Regions from separate parts of the Homo sapiens genome. Here region 2 is linked to region 1. A link is a loop called in an ENCODE intact Hi-C map of the cell type or tissue named here. Cell type or tissue: gastrocnemius medialis. All regions are shown on one strand. Each heading gives the region's core, and the rest is flanking DNA. Links, peaks and the distances in the headings are about the cores only.

The links. Hi-C counts contacts between places; a loop is a spot of excess contacts. Peaks named below come from ENCODE experiments on the same cell type or tissue, not always from the same donor. Only the 100,000 strongest peaks of a DNase experiment are listed, where the experiment ranks them.
Region 2: a loop joins it to region 1, with 2.4 times the contacts of the local background. A loop is called at or near these places in 25 of 110 quality-filtered maps.

What each region holds. Positions count from the first base shown.
Region 1 is chr16:18,964,742-18,974,979 of GRCh38, reverse strand. No RefSeq gene overlaps it. Among named protein-coding and RNA genes, the nearest start is that of TMC7, 14 kb to the left of the region's middle. RefSeq lists an enhancer at 2,191-2,691. In gastrocnemius medialis, for the core only: a CTCF peak has its summit at 5,508 (motif pointing right); a DNase peak (open chromatin) is centred at 5,539; H3K4me3 peaks cover 431 bases.
Region 2 is chr16:18,915,370-18,923,369 of GRCh38, reverse strand. All of the region lies in intron 1 of SMG1 (SMG1 nonsense mediated mRNA decay associated PI3K related kinase), which reads left to right. Among named protein-coding and RNA genes, the nearest start is that of SMG1-DT, 6.8 kb to the left of the region's middle. In gastrocnemius medialis, for the core only: no CTCF peak of the experiment used is centred there; a DNase peak (open chromatin) is centred at 3,138; H3K4me3 peaks cover 152 bases; H3K27ac peaks cover 5,171 bases.

The DNA.
Region 1 (10,238 bases), core at 1,347-9,346:
GTCTTAATTTGTTGCCCAGGCTGGTCTCAAGCTTCTGGGTTCAATCAATCCTTCTGCCTCCACCTCCCAAAATGCTTGTATTACAAGCATGAGCCACCACAACCATCCAGTGTTCATATTTTTAATCATGTTTGGGAGACATTTTCGTGGAGGATTCTAGAATTTTCCCATATATGTTACCGCATGAGTAGAAGACATCTGTGTGGGTGCTAGTACGTCTATAAGAATAAAGTGGCTGGGCGTGGTGGCTCACGCTTGTAATCCCAGCACTTTGGGAGGCCATGGAGGACAGATCACCAACTCAGGAGATCGAGACCATCCTGGCTAACACAGTGAAACCCTGTCTCTAATAAAAATACAAAAAAATTAGCTGGGCATGATGGTGGGTGCCTGTAGTCCCAGCTTACTCGGGAGGCTGAGGCAGGAGAATGGTGTGAACCTGGGAGGCAGAGCTTGCAGTAAGCCAAGATCGCACCACTGCACTCCAGCCTGGGCAACAGAGCAAGACTCCGTCTCAAAGGAAAAATAAATAAATAAATAAATAAATAAATAAATAAATAAATAAATAAAAGAATAAAATAAAGCATTCAGACCGGGTGCGGTGGCTCACACCTGTAAATTCCAGCACTTTGGGAGGCCAAGGCAGGCAGATCACTTGAGGTCAGGAGTTCCAGACCAGCCTTGCCAACATAGAGAAACCCCGTCTCTACTAAACATACGAAAATTAGCTGGGCATGGTGGTGTGTGCCTGTAGTTCCAGCTACTCCAGAGGCTGAGGCAGGAGAATCGCTTGCACCCGGGAGGTGAAGGCTACAGTGAGCTGAGATCATGTCACTGCACTCCAGCCTGGGTGACAGAATGAGACCCTGTCTCCATAAATAAATAAATAAATAAATAAATAAATAAGCAGTTGCTGTAGAGTGCTAAGCCTTGCTCCTACCGGGATATCTTCTCCCAAGAGAATCCCTAACTAACAAAGTACTAAGTTCTGTGGCATAGATTCTGAGTAAAGGTTTCTTTCTTCTTCCTCATTAGGAAAAAGTGTTCAGTGATTGCAAAAAAAAAAAAAAAAGTAATTATAATAATGTGTATAAATTCTTCTAAGAGGGCTGGGTGTGATGGCTCACACCTGTAATCCTGGCACTTTGGGAGGCCGGAGGGGATCACAAAGTCAGAAGTTCAAGACTTGCCTGGCCAGTATGGTGAAACCCTGTCTCTACTAAAAATACAAAAATTAGCCGGGTGTGGTGGCGCCTGCCTGTAGTCCCAGCTACTCAGGAGGCTGAGGCAGGAGAATTGCTTGAACCTGCAAGGCAGAGGTTGCAGTAAGCTAAGATCATGCCACTGCACTCCAGCCTGGGCAACAAGAGCAAGACTTCATCTCAAAAAAATAAAATAAATAAATTCTTATAAGAAGCTTGTATTAGGAATGTTTTCGTTTGCAATTAAGAGAATATCCAGGCCAGGCACGGTGGCTCACGTCTGTAATCCCAGCACTTTGGGAGGCAGAGGTGGGCGGAACATGAGGTCAGGAGATCGAGACCATCCTAGCTAACACGATGAAACCCCATCTCTACTAAAAATACAAAAATTAGCCGGGCGTGGTGGCAGGCACCTGTAATCCCAGCTGCTCAGGAGGCTGAGGCAGGAGAATCGCTGGAACCCGGGAGGCAGAGGTTGCAGTGAGCCGAGATCTCACCACTGTACTCCAGTCTGGGTGACAGAGTCAGACTCCATCTCAAAAGCTTTGACCTCTGATAACATCCAGAAAAAAACATTCTTCCCCTCAGATCCAAGAAGATGAAGACATGATCAAAACCTGAATGCTGGACTATTTCAGAAGTGAGGGGTCCCTTGGCCTGAAAGATCCAGGGCTAGGATCTGCCTCAACATACCTTATTGTAAATGGTCAAATTTTTTTTTTTTGGAAACGGGGTCTTGCTCTGTCGCCCAGGCTGGAGTGCAGAGGCGCAATCTCGGCTCACTGAAAGCTCCGCCTCCCGGGTTCATGCCATTCTCCTGCCTCAGCCTCCCGAGTAGCTGGGACTACAGGTGCCCGCCACCACGCCTGGCTAATTTTTTGTATTTTTAGTAGAGACAGGGCTTCACCACGTTAGCCAGGATGGTCTCGATCTCCTGACCTCGTGATCCACCCGTCTCGGCCTCCCAAAGTGCTGGGATTACAGGCGTGAGCCACCGCGCCCGGCCTCGTAAATGGTCAAATTTGAAGTCCTCCAATCAGACTCTGCCAAGCCGACATTTTCAAATCCTTTCCTTTGCCCTCTGGTCCATTAAAACTTGCCCCAGGCCCCAAATAGAGGAGACAGATTTGAGCCTGACTCCTGTCTCCTTGCTGGCTGATTTTGCAATAAAACCTTTTTCATTTTTTCAAAAGCCAGTGCTGTAGTTATTGGCTTCTGTGCACATCAGGAAGCGAGCCCATTTGCTCCATAATAAATTGACAAAAGCAGATCAATGAAGAAAAAAGGATCCACAATTTATTCATGTGCCTATGAACACATGAGCCATACACAAAGCATGAGACTCGAAGAGAGACCAGGTGGTTGAAAATTAAATATTCTCTTCATGGCCGGGCACGGTGGCTCATGCCCGCAATCCCAGCACTTTGGGAGGCTGAGGCGGGCAGATCAGGAGTTCAAGATCAGCCTGGCCAACATGGCAAAACCCCGTCTTTACTAAAAATACAAAAATTAGCCAGTCATGGTGGCGCATGCCTGTAATCTCAGCTACTCGGGAGGCGGAGGCAGGAGATTCACTTGAACCCAGGAGGCAGAGGTTGCAGTGAGCCGAGTTTGTGCCACTGCACTCCAGCCTGGATGACAAAGCAAGACTCTGTCTCAAAAAAAAAAAAAAAAAAAACTCTCTTCATAGGAGAGATGTATGGACCTGGAGACAGATATTATTTTGAAAGTGATTCTCTTTGCAAGCTGGATGAGACAGACAGGTTTGATGTACCAGGTGAGGGGTGGAACTGCACAGGAACAAATATTGGCTTATTATGCAGGTAAAAGTCCTCCAGGTAATCCCTTAGAGCTGCCCTCAGAAGAACAGATGAAAAGTCTGGATGTGGTGACGACTCCCAGTCTCTTCTGGTTACTTGATGAGATTCCTAGGGAAGGTGTCTTAGACAATTGCATTTCTTTGGAGATAAGTGTTCTTAGATAAGGACAGAGTCCCTCCTGTTGCTTCAGGAAAGAGGATCAGAAAGACAAGGAGGTGAGTGAAGGTCACAGAGGGACCTCGAGGCTGCTTCTTTAGATCAGTAAAAAGGACAAAGCACCATATTTTTGGGGTATTGTTTTCTGAGCCCTAATGACATTCATAGCATATAGAGTTTTTGTCCTCATGGTTACAAGATGGCTGCCACATCTCCAAACATCATATCCCTGTTCAAGACAATAAAAAAGGTTTAAGGACAAAACCAGCAGAAGTTGGCATTATGGCCATCCAGAGATGCAAGAAAGTCTGGAAAAGTGAAGATCTGGTTTTCTAGACTCTAGAATGAGGTTCTGAATAATATCAGGTGATCCAACCAACATTGTCTGCTATGGCTCTTCCTTCAACAAGTAACACAAACGTTCATAAACGAAGAATGATTGTATTAAACCCTGTGTTTCTGATGCTCTTTTCTGAAGCATTAGGAGGATCTCTCAGAAACTTCCTTATCTGACTCAGAAAGCTTGTTTTGGGAAGCTGTTGTCAGCATTGGAGGGGTGGTGTTAGAAAAAACATCACATAATGGCAGCATGCGGTGGCTCACGCCCATAATCCCAGCCCTTTGAGATGCTGAGATGGATGGATTGGCTGAGCTCAGGAGTTCAAGACCAACCTGGGCAACATGGCCAGATCTCATCTCTACTAAGAATTTTTTTAAAATTAGGGCCGGAGGCCGGGCAAGGTGGCTCACACCTGTAATCCCAGCACTTCGGGAGGCCAAGGCGGGCAGATCACAAGGTCAAGAGATGAAGACCATCCTGGCCAACACGGTGAAACCCCCTCTCTACTAAAAATACAAAAATTAGCTGGGTGTGGGTGGTGCACGCCTTTAGTCCCAGTTACTCAGGAGGCTGTGGCAGGAGAATCACTTGAACCCGGGAGACGGAGGTTGCAGTGAGCTGAGATCACGCCACTGTACTCCAGCATGGTGACAGAGCAAGATTACATCTCAAAAAAAAAAATAGCAACTGGGAGCGGTGGCTTACGCCTGTAATCCCAGCACTTCAGGAGGCTGAGGTGGGCAGATCACCTGAAGTCAGGAGTTCGAGACCAGCCTGGCCAACATGGTAAAACCCTGTCTCTACTAAAAATACAAAAATTAGCCAGGCATGGTGGCGCATGCCTGTAGTCCCAGGTGCTCAGGAGGCTGAGGCAGGAGAATCACTTGAACCTGGGGGGCAGAGGTTGCAGTGAGCCAAGATCACATCATTGCACACTAGCCTGGGAAATAGAGCGAGACTCTGTCTCAACAACAACAACAACAACAAAAATAGCCAAACATGGTGACGCACACCTGTAGTCCCACCTACTTAGGAGGCTGAGGTGGGAGGATCATTTGAGTCTGGGAGGTCAAGGCTTCAGTGGGCCGCATTTATGTCACTGCACTCCAGCCTGGTTGACAGAGCAAGACCCTGTTTCAAAAAAACAGACACCACATATTTGATGTCAAAAGGGAAAAAAAACCTCTCATTTGGTGTCAGGCGTGGTATGAGAAGTAAAACCTCCTTCACCTACTAAAGGACATGTTGGTTGATATCAAGTTTTGGCAATTATGAATAAAGCTGCTTGACAGGGTTTGGACGCCCTGCCCAAATCTCATGTTGAAATGTAATCCCCACTGTTGGAGGTGGGACCTGGTGGGAGGCAACTGGCTCATGGGATCAGGTTTCTTATGAACATGAATAGAGGCTATTCTACTCTTATGAATAGAAGATGGTTATCTTCTATTTCTTCCTGTGGGGTCTTAAAGATATTTTGGAGTAGCCGGGTGCTGTGGCTCATGCCTCTAATCCCAACACATTGGGAGGCCAAGGCAGATGAATCACTTGAGGCCAGGAGTTCGAGACCAGCCTGGCAAACATGGCGAAACCCTGTCTCTACCAAAAATACAAAAATTAGCTGGTGTGGTGGCGGGTTCTTGTAATCCCAGCTACTCAGGAGGCTGAGACAGGAGAATCGCTTGTACTCCAGAGGCGGATGTTGCAGTGAGCCGAGATCATGCCACTGCATTCCAGCCTAGGCAACAGAGTGAAACGCTTTCTCAAAAAAATAAAATAAAATCATAATCATAATCATAATTAATGTTATAATTTTAATTTAAAAAATCACTTCATCTATATAGCTCTTCCTGCACCCCTAAGTAGCACATGCTGAGTCAGGCTTTGCAGTTTAAATGTGAATTAATTTGCAGATCCACACTGTTGTGGCTGAAGCCACCCCCTTCTCTGATGGGGAACAAAGCACAATTGCCAGACCTTCCACACGTGGCCACCAGAGGGCGCGCCGAAGTAGCCAAACTCGCTAAGGAACAGGGCGGTCCCCAGGGAACCATCCCGAACCAAAAGCCGTTTTATTTTCCAAAGGCTGACAGGGGGGGCCCCCGCGGGGTGTTCACACTCTATCTCCTCCTAAGTAAACAAACTTAATTGCTATTTAATTTCTTCCAAATTGCATCAACAGTCAAAAAGAAATTACTCCACTTGCCCTTTGCATTTTTTTGCAGTAGGCTCCTAGTAATCTGGACAATTTAATGAAGTCGTTTGCAGGGAAGCAATTGGATTTCAATGCCTCTCTCCCTGGTGCTCGCCCTGTCATTTCTGCCCAGTTGTGATTTGCCGTGAATCTCTCAACATATCAATGCATCATTTTGCCTTTGTGGTCTGATGACAAATAACATTTTCAGATCTGGGTATATAAATATGTCTCTGTAGCCATTGCGATTCACTTTTTCATGTACAAAAGATAGAAAATAGCTTTTCTCCCATTCAGGTCCTTCCTCCCTTCATCCCTCACATTGGGTTTTACTGTTGACTGTTGACTTTCTGCCCACTTCATCCTTTGGTCTCATTGTGTTCTGGGGAAGACAGAAATGAATAACACCTGGCCCCCCTTTCATTCTTCAGGTTAGCATAGTTCTAGGCACTGGAAAAGGAGTGAACAAGAATCCCTATCATATTCACAATCACCAAGAGGTAGCATCAATCCAAATGTTCATCAAAGAATGAATGAATGGCCGGGCACGGTAGCTCACGCCTGTAATCCCAACACTTTGGGAATCAAGGTGGGTGGATCGCAAGGTCAGGAGTTCGAGACCAACCTGGCCAATATGGTGAAACTCCGCCTTTACTTAAAAAAATACATAAATTAGTCAGGCATGGTGGCATGCACCTGTAATTCCAGCTATTTGGGAGGCTGAGGCAGGAGAATTGCTTGAACCCGGGAGGCGGAGGTTGCAGTGAGCCGAGATCATGCCACTGCACTCCAGCCTGGGTGACAGAGCAACAAGACTCTGTCTCAAAAAAAAAGAGAATGGAAAAATGAGCCTGGTGCAGTGGCTCACGCCTGTAATCCCAGCAATTTGGGAGGCCAAGGCAGGAGGACCATTTGAGATCAGGAGTTGGAGACCAGCCTGGCCAACATGGCGAAACCACATCTCTAATAAAAATACAAAAATTAGGCCGGGCGCAGTGGCTCACGCTTGTAATCCCAGCACTTTGGGAGGCTGAGACAGGCGGATCGCCTGAGGTCGGGAGTTCAAAACCAACCTGACCAACATGGAGAAACCCTGTCTCTACTAAAAATACAAAATTAGCCAGGCGTAGTGGTGCATGTCTGTAATCCCAGCTACTTGGGAGGCTGAGGCAGGAGAATCACCTGAACCCAGGAGGCGGAGATTGCGGTGAGCTGAGATCACACCATTGCACTCCAGCCTGGGCAACAAGAGTGAAACTCCGTCTCAAAAGAAAAAAGATAAAATAAATTTTAAAAATACAAAAATTAGCCAGGTGTGGTGGCTCACACCTGTAATCCCAGCTACTTGGGAGGCTGAGGCAAGAGAATCACTTGAACTGGTGAGGCAGAGGTTTCAGTGAGCCGAGATTGCACCATTGCACTCCAGCCTAGCAACAGAGCAAGACTCTGTCTCAAAAAATAAATAAGTAAATGAACAAAATGTGGGTTATTTGTGCAACGGAACATTATTCAGCCATAAAAAAGAGGCCAGGCATGATGGCTCATGCCTGTAATCTCAGCACTTTGGGAGGCCAAGGCAGGCAGATCACCTGAGGTAGGGAGTTGGAGATCAGCCTGACCAGCATGGAGAAACTCCATCTCTACTAAAAATACAAAAATTAGCCAGATGTGGTGGTGTGCACCTGTAATCCCAGCTACTTGGGTGGCTGAGGCAGGAGAATTGCTTGAACCCGGGAGGCAGAGGTTGTGGTGAGCCGAGATCGCACCATTGCACTCTAGCCTGGGCAACAAGAGCAAAACTTCATCTCAAAAATAAATAAATAAATAAATAAAGTGCTGCTACATGCTATAATGTAGATGAACCACAAAAGCTTTAATGCTAAGTGAAAGAAGGTAGACACAAAAAGTCGCAAATTGGGTGATTTCATTTATATGAAATGTCCAGAATAGGCAAATCCACAGACAGAGAATAGATTGGTGGTTGCCAGTGGAGGTGGAGGGGAGAATGGAGAATGGCTGCTTAATGGGTATGAGGTCTTCTTTGGGGTGATGAAAACATTTTGGAGCTAGATAGAGGTGATGACTGTTTGACATTGTGAATGTCCTGAATTGTACAGTTTATGTAATGTGAATTTCACCTCAGTTAAAAAGAAAAGAAAAAATTCCTGCCCTTATGGGTGCAGTAGCATGATCACAGCTCAATGCAGCCTCCAACTGCTGGACTCAAGCAATCCTCTGGCCTCAGGCTCCTGAGTAGCTGGGATTGCAGGTACACACCGTAACACCTGGTTAATTTTTTTAAGATGGGGGCTGGCTCTGTCACCTAGGCTGGAGTGCAGTAATGCAATCTTGACTCAGTGCAGCCTCGTCCCATCTCAGCCTCCCAAGTAGCTGCGACTACAAGTGCGTGTCACCATGTCTGGCCAATTTTTAAATGTTTTATAGAGATGGGGTCTCGCTGTATTGTCCAGGATGGTCTCAAACTCCTGGGCTCGAGTGATTCTGCCAAGGTGCTGGGATTACAGGAATAAGCCACCATGCCTGGCCCCTAGAGTTTGTATCCTAAAGTGGGAGTTGGGGGTGGGGGTGGGAATGGGGAGACGGACAAATAAATTGTTTCGCTCTAGTGTGGAAACTGCCCTGGCAGACACATACTAAGGGAGACACATACTAAGGGACTAAATTCCAGGTGGCAATATTGTACTGCAGAAGTTTCCCAGAAATTGGCAGAGCACGGTAGCTTACGTCTGTAATCCCAGCACTTTGCGGGGCTAAGGTGGGCCGATCACTTAAGGTCAGGAGTTCGAGACCAGCCTGTCCAACATGGTGAAACCCTGTCTCTACTAAAAATACAAAAATTAGCCAGGTGTGGTGGCCTCTAATCCCAGCTACACAGGAGGCTGAGGCAGGAGAATTGCTTGAACCTGGGAGGTGGAGGTTGCAGTGAGCCAAGATTGCACCACTACACTCCAGCCTGGGCGACAGGGCGAGACTCTGTCTCAAAAAAAAGAAAAAGTGGCCAGGCACAGTGGCTCACGTCTGTAATCCCAGCACTTTGGGAGGCCAAGTTGGGCGGATCACGAGGTCAGGAGTTCGAGACTATCCTGGCTAACACAGTGAAACCCTGTCTCTACTAAAAATACAAAAAATTAGCCAGGCGTGGTGGCGGGTGCCTGTAGTCCCAGCTACTCAGGAGGCTGAGGCAGGAGAATGGCATGAACCCGGGAGGCGGAGCTTGCAGTGAGCCGAGATCGCATCACTGCACTCCAGCCTGGACGACAGAGCGAGACTCCATCTCAAAAAAAAAAGAAAAAATAAAAAGAAGTTTCCCAGCAGTCCCAGGGGTTGAGTCCCAGCCCTGGCTGTGTGAGCAAGTCATATATTTGTATTAATTTATACACATGAGATACCTTCAATCTGCAGAGATGCAGGATGTCCCCGGGTCTTTCTGTTCTTTCTGATGTGTCCATCTCTGTCTATTTTCAAAGTCTTAAATCCTGTCCGCATTTCAACCAGTCGCAACCTGACAACTGTGTTGAGTGATGTGACTTTGGGATTTACGAGAAGCAGAAGGGCCTTTTTAATCTGCAGGATGCAAAGACAGGAAACGGGATGCTCACAGACCAGAGCCCTTGGCTTTTACATAACAGTTCTCATCTGCCTTGTTTTTGCTGTTTGTTTGTTTGTTTGTTTGTTTGTTTGTCTGTTTGTTTTGAGACGGAGTTTCACTCTTTTTCCCCAGGCTGGAGTGCAATGGCGCAATCTCGGCTCACTGCAACCTCCATCTCCCGGGTTCAAGTGATTCTCTTGCCTCAGCCTCCTGAGTAGCTGGGATTACAGGCGTGAGCCACCGCACCCGGCCTGCTTTGTGTTTGTTTTGTTTTGCTTTTTGAGACAGGGTCTCTGTTGTTGTCCAGACTGGAGTCCAGTGGCGCAATCTTGGCTCACTGCAGCCTCAGTTTCCCAGGTTCAAGAGACCCTTCTGCCTCATCCTCCTGAGTAGCTGAAATGACAGGCACGTGCCACCACACCCAGCTAATTTTTTTTTTTTTTTGAGACGGTGTTTCGCTCTTGTTGCCCAGGCTGGAGTGCAATGGCGCAATCTCAGCTCACCGCAACCTCCGTCTCCTGGGTTCAAGTGATTCTCCTGCTTCAGCCTTCCAAGTAGCTGGGATTACAGGTGCCCCTCCAAGGCCTGGCAATTTTTTTTTTTTTTTGTATTTTTAGTAGAGATGGAGTTTCTCCATGTTGGTCAGGCTGGTCTCGAACTCCTGACCTCAGATGATCCACCCACCTCGGCCTCTCAAAGTGCTAGGATTACAGGCGTGAGCCACCGTGCCCGGCCCACACCCAGCTAATTTTTTAATTTTTTCTTTTTTTTTTTATTGAGACAGAGTCTTACTATGTTGCCCAGGCTGGTCTCCAACTCCTGGGCTCAAGAGAGCTTCCTGCCTCAGCCTCCCAATGTGCTGGGATTACAGGCAAGAGCCAATACACCTAACCTGGTTTTTGCTTCTTTATGGGACTTC
Region 2 (8,000 bases), core at 1-8,000, 50 kb after region 1:
CTCAGCCGATTTAGGCTTTTGAAAAAGCAACACTTGTTGATTTCTTTTAGTGTTAGTTTGCCAGTTGGTGTGGAAAATGACTGTTGAGTCCATTTTGACCACACATGATACTTCACACATACTGACAGGAAGTGTTGCAGGTGGCTGTATACGTGAATGTCTTATGGCAAGAGAGCAAACCCGTGTTCCATAGAAGCATACCTCCAACAGTAAGCATTTATATGGCACTGGCTTATAGTCTTCCTTTTCATTCACTGTGCTCCCAGTCAACTCTTCTGTAAATTTTTTTGAGAACAGGGTCTTGCTGTGTCACCCAGGCTGGAGTGCAGTGGCACAGATACTTGGCTTACTGCAGTCTCGACCTCCCAGGCTCAAGCCTCCTGCCTCAGCATCCACAAGTAGCTGGGGCTACAGGCGCTTGCCAACAGCCCGGCTCATTTTTGTATTTTTTGTAGAGATGGGGTTTTCACCACGTTGCCCAGGCTGGTCTTGAACCCCTGAACTCAAACAGTCTGCCCACCTTCAGTCTCCCAAAGTGTTGAGATTACAGGTGTGAGCCACCGCACCCGACATTTAAGAATGGTTAAGCAGGCCGGGGGCAGTGGCTCACACCTGTAATCCCAGCACTTTGGGAGGCTGAGGTGGGTGGATCACCCGAGGTCAGGAATTCGAGACCAGCCTGGCCAACTGACATGGTGAAACCCCGTCTCTACTAAAATAAATAAATAAATAAATAAATTAGCGGGATATGGTGGTGCATGCCTGTAATCCCAGTTACTCGGGAGGCTGAGGCAGGAGAATCACTTGAACCTGAGAGGCGGAGGTTGTCCTGAGCGACATCACACCACTGCACTCCAGCCTGGGCAACAGAGCAAGACTCCTTCTCAAAGAATGGTTAAACAAATGAGTGGTCTTAGGTCAGTTGTATTATTTGAAATCTATGGGTTCCTCAAGCGTAAAGTTGAGAAGGTTTTGGGAACCACTGGATGCCTCTGGTTTTTTTCATATGAAGAAACAGGGGTGGTGGCTTCTTAGAACAAAGGGATATCTGACCTATGGAGGTTGCCCTCTTTACTCCTCTTCCCTAAAAAAATGACCTATCATTGCCAATAGCTAAAGTCTGTCATTTTTTCCACCTTAGTTTGGAAGATAATCTTCTAGTATCAATCAAGACAGAGATCAGAATGATGTGTTTTAAAATTAAATGTGTAATTCATAATTGTACATTTTAATATTCTAAAGTGACTGATTAATTTGACATTGGAGTCAAATAGATTGATTAATTCAACAAAGAAGAGAAGGCATTCAAGTCAACAGAAAACAAGTAGATTTTACTTCTCCACTCGGGGTTTTAGGACATTAATTGTGTAATTGGTCTTACTTGTTTAGTAGTAGATCTATATTGAGTGTCTTACTGTGCCCAAACTTAGGATCTTTCTATACTTCTAAAAGGATGAAACTGTATAATAAAAAGACCTTCCAATTTTGGTAGATTGTAGACAGATTAAAGTATTCAAAAGTACACACATCTTCTCTGTTGTGAAAGACCAAGAAATGGAAATGTGTTGTGAAATTAGAAAAGCTGTATACTAGTATGTCTGATGTTGTGAGAAGCTGGATTTTTGAAACCAGAGTTGTCTATTCAGCCTTTTATCAGTCTGTACTAAGTTTGATGTCCATAGGTACATAATACGGGGAAATACATAAAGGATAAAATTAAGTGAAGTTACATATTTTATACCTATTAGGTGGGTGCAAAAGTAATTGCGGTTTTGGCAAAAACCGCAATTACTTTCACACCAGTCTAATATTAAATGGAACTAGAGTCAAATAGAATTCAGTGATTTCCAGTTCTGTTCCACGGATTTCAAAGTACACTAAGGAAAATTTCAGCAAATTGTGTATGGCTATTTTACTTGAGGGGAGAGTAAAACAGCCATAATAAACTAAAAAATAAAAATGAAAAATAAAACTAAAGGAACGTTTGTTTTTATGTTTTTCTTTTCTTTTCTTTCCTCTGTTTTGAGATATGCTCTTGCTCTGTTGTCCAGGCTGGAGTGCAGTGGTGCAATCACTGCTCACTGCAGCCTTGACTTCCTCTGGGAATCCTCCCGCCTTAGCCTCCTGAGTAGCTGGGACCACAGGTGCATACCACCACACCACTAATAAATTAGTCCCAGGCTAATTTATTTATTTTTCCTCTCTCTCTCTCTCTTTTTTTTTTTTTTTTTTGAGACAGAGTTTTACTTTGTCGCCCAGGCTGGAGTATAGTGGCACAATCTCAGCTCACTTGTAACCTCCACCTCCTGGTTCAAGTGATTCTCCTGTCTCAGCCTCCCAAGTAGCTGGGAATACAGGTACATGCCACTATGCCCGGCTAATTTTTGTGTTTTTAGTGGAGATGGGATTTCACCATGTTGGCCAGGCTGGTCTTGAACTGCTGACCTCAGGTGATCCACCGGCTTCGGCCTCCCAAAGTGCTGGGATTACAGACGTGAGCCACCATGCCTGGCTTCCTCTCTCTTTTTCTGAAACAGAGTCTTACTCCATTGCTCAGGTTGGAGTGCAGTGGAACCATCTCAGCTCACTGCAGCCTCCACCTCCCAGGCTCAGTAAGTCCTCCTACCTCACCCTCCCAATAGCTGGGACCACACGTGCATGTCACCACCCCCAGCTACTTTATTTTTTTTTGTTTTTTGTAGAGATGGGGTTTTGCCATGCTGCCTGGGCTGGTCTTGAATACCTAGGCTCAAGTGATCCTTCCTCCTTGGCCTCCCAAAGTGCTGGGATTACAGGTGTGACCCACCATGCTTGGCACGCTAATTTTTTATTTTTATTTTTTTGTAGAGATGGGGCCTCCCCATGTTGCCCATGCTGGTGTCAAACTCCTACTCCATTATGAAATAAGTCATTCCTTATGAAACACTTAGTAATTGTATCTTTAAGTTGAACCTTCACCTCACCCCAACTTTTTTTTTTTTTTTTTTGAGACGGAGTTTTGCTCTTGTTGTCCAGGCTGGAGTGCAATGGTGCAATCTCGGCTCACTGCAACCTCCACCTCCCAGGTACAAGCGATTTTCCTGTCTCAGCCTCCTAAGTAGATCAGATTACCGGCATGTGCCACCACACCCGGCTAACTTTTTTATATTTAGTAGAGACGGGGTTTCACCATGTTAGTCAGGCTGGTCGTGAACTCCTGACCTCAGGTGATCCACCTGCCTCGGCCTCCCAAAGTGCTGGGATTACAGGTGTGTGCCACTGCACCCGGCCTTTTTTTTTAAGACATAGTTTTACTCTGTCTCCCAGGCTGGAGTGCAGTGGCACGATCTTGGCTCAGTACAACCTCCACCTCCTGGGTTTAAGTGATTCACGTGCCTCAGCCTCCCGAGTAGCTGGGACTACAGGTGCATGTCACCAGGCCCGGCTAATTTTTGTATTAGAGACAGGGTTTCGCCATGTTGGCCAGGCTGGTCCCGAACTCCTGACCTCAGGTTCCCACCTCGGCTTCTCAGAGTGCTGGGATTACAGGAGTGAGACACCGTGCCTGGACCCCCCCAACCCCTTTTGTTTTGATTCCTTTACAAATTAGTATAATGGAAGGTTTGTTTGTTTTTTATAACAGGTAATGAAATACTCTAATTCAGTAAATATTGATGCTTCTAGGGAGATTGTGTGTGTGTGTGTGTGTGTGTGTGTGTGTGTGTGTGTGTGTATATATACACACACACACACACATTTTTTTTTTTGAGACGGAGTGTTGCTCTGTTGCCCAGGCTAGAGTGCAGTGGCGCAATCTCGGCTCACTGCCAGCTCTGCTTCCCGGGTTCACGCCATTCTCCTGCCTCATCCTCCTGAGTAGCTGGGATTGCAGGTGCCCGCTATGATGCCTGGCTAATTTTTTGTATTTTTAGTAGAGATGGGGTTTCACCGTGTTAGCCAGGATGGTCTTGATCTTCTGATGTCATGATCCGCCCGCCTCAGCCTCCCAAAGTGCTGGGATTACAGGCATGAGCCACCGTGCCCGGTCATAAATTTTTTTTTTAGAGATGGGGTCTCACTGTGTTGCCCAGGCTGAAATGCACTGGTGCAGTCTTGGCTCACTGCAACCTCGGCCTCCTGGGTTCAAGCGATTCTCCTACCTCAGCCTCCCGAGTAGCTGGGATTACAGGCATGTGCCACTACCCCTGGCTAATTTTTGTATTTTTAGTAGAGATGGGGTTTCACCATGTCGACCAGGCTGGTCTCGAACTTCTGACCTCAAGTGATATGCCTGTCTTGGCCTCCCAAAGTGCTGGGATTACAGGCATAAGCTACTGCACTGGGCCACGGCCAGGATTTTTATGACTTGTAAAACCACTGTCTTCAAGGAGGCTATAAGTTATTATGGGAGAAAAGTAAAGGGCTTTGTAAAGGGGAGAGCATGTGGATTTTGTGATACAATTCTCAGTATACCTTCCTTCCTTTCTTTTTTTTTGAGACAGTCTTGCTCTGTCACTTAGGCTGGAGTGCAGTGGCATGATTGACAGGGTTTCGCCAGGTTGGCCAGGCTGGTCTTGAACTCCTGACCTCAGGTGATCTGCCCGCCTTGACCTCCCAAAGTGCTGGGGTTACAGGCCAACATGGTGAAACCCCGTCTCTACTAAAAATACAAAAATTAGCTGGATGCAGTGGTGGGTGCCTGTAATCCCAGCTACTTGGGAGGCTGAGGCAGGAGAATCGCTTGAACCCAGGAGGTGAAGGTTGCAGTGAGCCAAGATCATGCCATTGCACTCCAGTCTGGGTGACAGAGTGAGACTGTCTCAAAAACAAAAACAAAAACCTGGAGGGTCAGAGGAGGGAAAGCTATACAGTTAAGTATGGAGCGGTAGGGTGATGGAATTGGTCTGTACAATTTTCACTGTGAATTTGGGGGAGAATCCCCCCCAAAATAGAAGAAAATTAGGATAAGACCAGGTGCAAATTGTCAGTGTGTAGAGAAATTGGGTACTTCTGAGGAGTAATACAAATAAGAGGTGAAGCTGAAGCACTGGGTTGGGAACCCTATTGTAGGCCTTGAATCATAGTTCAAGTGTTTTTTTCTTTGTTTGTTTGTTTGTTTGTTTTTGGAGACGGAGTTTTTGCTCTTGTTGCCCAGGCTGGAGCACAATGGTGCCATTTTGGCTCACTGCAACCTCCGCCTCCCGGGTTCAAGCAGTTCTCCTTCCTCAGCCTCCCAAGTAGCTCTAGGGATTACAGGCACGCACCACCACACCCGGCTAATCTTTTGTATTTACTAGAGACGGGGTTTCACCATGTTGGTCAGGCTTGTCTTGAACTCATGACCTCAGGTGATCCACCCATCCCAGCCTCCCAAAGTGCTGGGATTACAGGCGTGAGCCACCACCCTGGCCCAGTTCAAGTGTATTTGGAGTGACTTTAGGGAATCATATTAGCTGCGGGAGAGTGGCACAATTTAGGAAGATTAAATCTAGTTGCTTCTTGAAAAAGTGTGTGGGCTGGGCGTGGTGGCTCATGCCTGTAATCCCAGCAGTTTGGGAGGCTGAAGTGGGTGGATCTCCTGAGGTGGGGAGTTCGAGACTAGCCTGACCAACATGGAGAAACCCCGTCTCTACTAAAAATACAAAATTAGTCGAGTGTGGTGGTGCATGCCTGTATTCCCAGCTACTCGGGAGGCTGAGGCAGGAGAATTGCTGGAACCTAGGAGGCCAAGGTTGTGGTGAACTGAAATTGCGCCGTTGCACTCCAGCTTGGGCAACAAGAGCAAGACTCCATCTGAAAAAAAAATGGAGTGTGTGTGTTAGAGTGCGTGCATGCATGTGCAAGAGAAATCGCAGTGGGAGGCAGTTAATTGGAACAATATAGAGAAGGGGCTGCTAAGGACCTGAGTATTATGTTTATATTTAACAATTTAAGATAAGGCTGTGTATGTATGGTGGCTCATACCTGTAATCCCAGCACTTTGGGAGGGCAAGGTGGGTGGATCATCTGAGGTCGGGAGAGACCAGCCTGACCAGCATGGAGAAACCCCATGTCTACTAAAAATACAATAATTAGCCGGGCATGGTGGCATATGCCTGTAATCCCAGCTACTTGGGAGGCTGAGGCAGGAGAATCACTTGAACCTGGGAGATGGAGGTTGTGGTGAGCCGAGATCGGGCCATTGTACTCCAGCCTGGGCAACAGGAGCGAAACTCTGTCTCAAAAAATAAATAAATAAATAAATTAATTAATTAAGGTAAAAGTGTTCAGCTCAATATGTGAGAATTTCCATAAGCAAAAGCCCCTCATTTGTTATCTGGTGTTGATTGAGGATGATTACTAAAGTGATACTTTTTATCTGCTCAATCTTCATGTTAGACACATGTATGGAATGTCATATAAGTGTCATATAAAATGGAGTGTGGTCCATGGTGTCTTTTGGGAACATTGAATTGTTACAATTCTTTAGGATTTTCTGCCTTTGTTACCTGACTCTTGTTCCTTATCCTAATCGCCTAAAACAAATCCCTGAGGCTCCTTTCATTGGACCACCCTTGATGATTCAGAGGAGCTGTTTGTTATCTTTTCATGTTGTCATTATTTTGGTTACCTGTCTTTGACTATCTTGAAGTTTTTCAGAGCCCATTTTATTTTTGGAACTATAAAATGAAACATACTTCCCCTTGTATAGAGGCCTAACAGTAAAGAGTACAGAAATTTGTGGTTTCATATGTATGGGAAATGCTCCCTTATTCTGTGTTTTTTTTTGTGTGTGTTTTTTAATGTAGAGTATAACTTACTAAATTCTTGTGGAGTTTGCTCATGCAGAGATACTTGGTTTTATAACGTTATTCTTTTTTTTTTTTTTTTTTTTTTTGAGATGGAGTCTCACCGTCGCCCACGCTGGAGTGCAGTGGCAGGATCTCGGCTCACTGCAGGCTCCACCCCCCGGGGTTCACGCCATTCTCCTGCCTCAGCCTCCCGAGTAGCTGGGACTACAGGCGCCCGCCACCTCGCCCAGCTAATTTTTTGTATTTTTGGTAGAGACGGGGTTTCACTATGTTAGCCAGGATGGTCTCGATCTCCTGACCTCGTGATCCGCCCACCTTGGCCTCCCAAAGTGCTGGGATTACAGGCGTGAGCCACCGTGCCTGGCCTATAATGTTATTCTTTTCCATCTTGTATTAATCAAGTGTACTTTTCCTTTTTAGATTGAATTCTCTTTTGAATTCTATTGTGGTGCTTCTTTGAGATAAAATTTATGTATGTATAAGTGGTGGTGGTTTTTTTTTTTTTTCTGGTTTTTTTTTTTTTTTTTTTTGAGACGAAGTGTCGCTCTTATCCCCCAGGCTGGAGTGCAATGGTGTGATCACGGCTCACTGCAACCTCTGCCTCCCGGGTTCAAGTGATTCTTCTGCCTCAGCCACCTGAGTAGCTGGGATTACAGATGCCTGCCACCACGCCTGGCTGGTTTTTGTACTTTTAGTAGAGATGGGGTTTCACCATGTTGGCCAGGCTGGTCTTGAACTCCTGACCTCAGGTGATCCACCTGCCTCGGCCTCCCAAAGTGCTGGGATTACAGGCGTGAGCCACCACGCCTGGCCTGTATAGGTCTTAAATTCAGTAAATTTTGACAAATCTATACACCTGTGTAACCATGACCTCAGTCAAGGTACAGATATGCAGTGACTTTTTCACTATGACACCCATTCCTGCCACGTTTTTTTCATATCCTTACCACTATCTGGAATTTTTATGTGTGCCATCTCCAGTAAAATACAACCTGCATATGTGCATGGATCTGGTAAAATTGTTACTTTTGCTATCCCCTTCTTTCCTACTAAGTGCATCAATAAATAGCATCCACTCTATATTTGTGTCTTCCTCAAGTAAATACATGAAAATGAGATCCTGCAAGTTTGTGTTTTTATAGTTAGTGTTAACTCCAGAGATTACAACACTGTTCTTGTAGGATGTGTTTTTGGGGAAAGCGTTCCTCTTATGGCAGCCCTGTTAGCCTG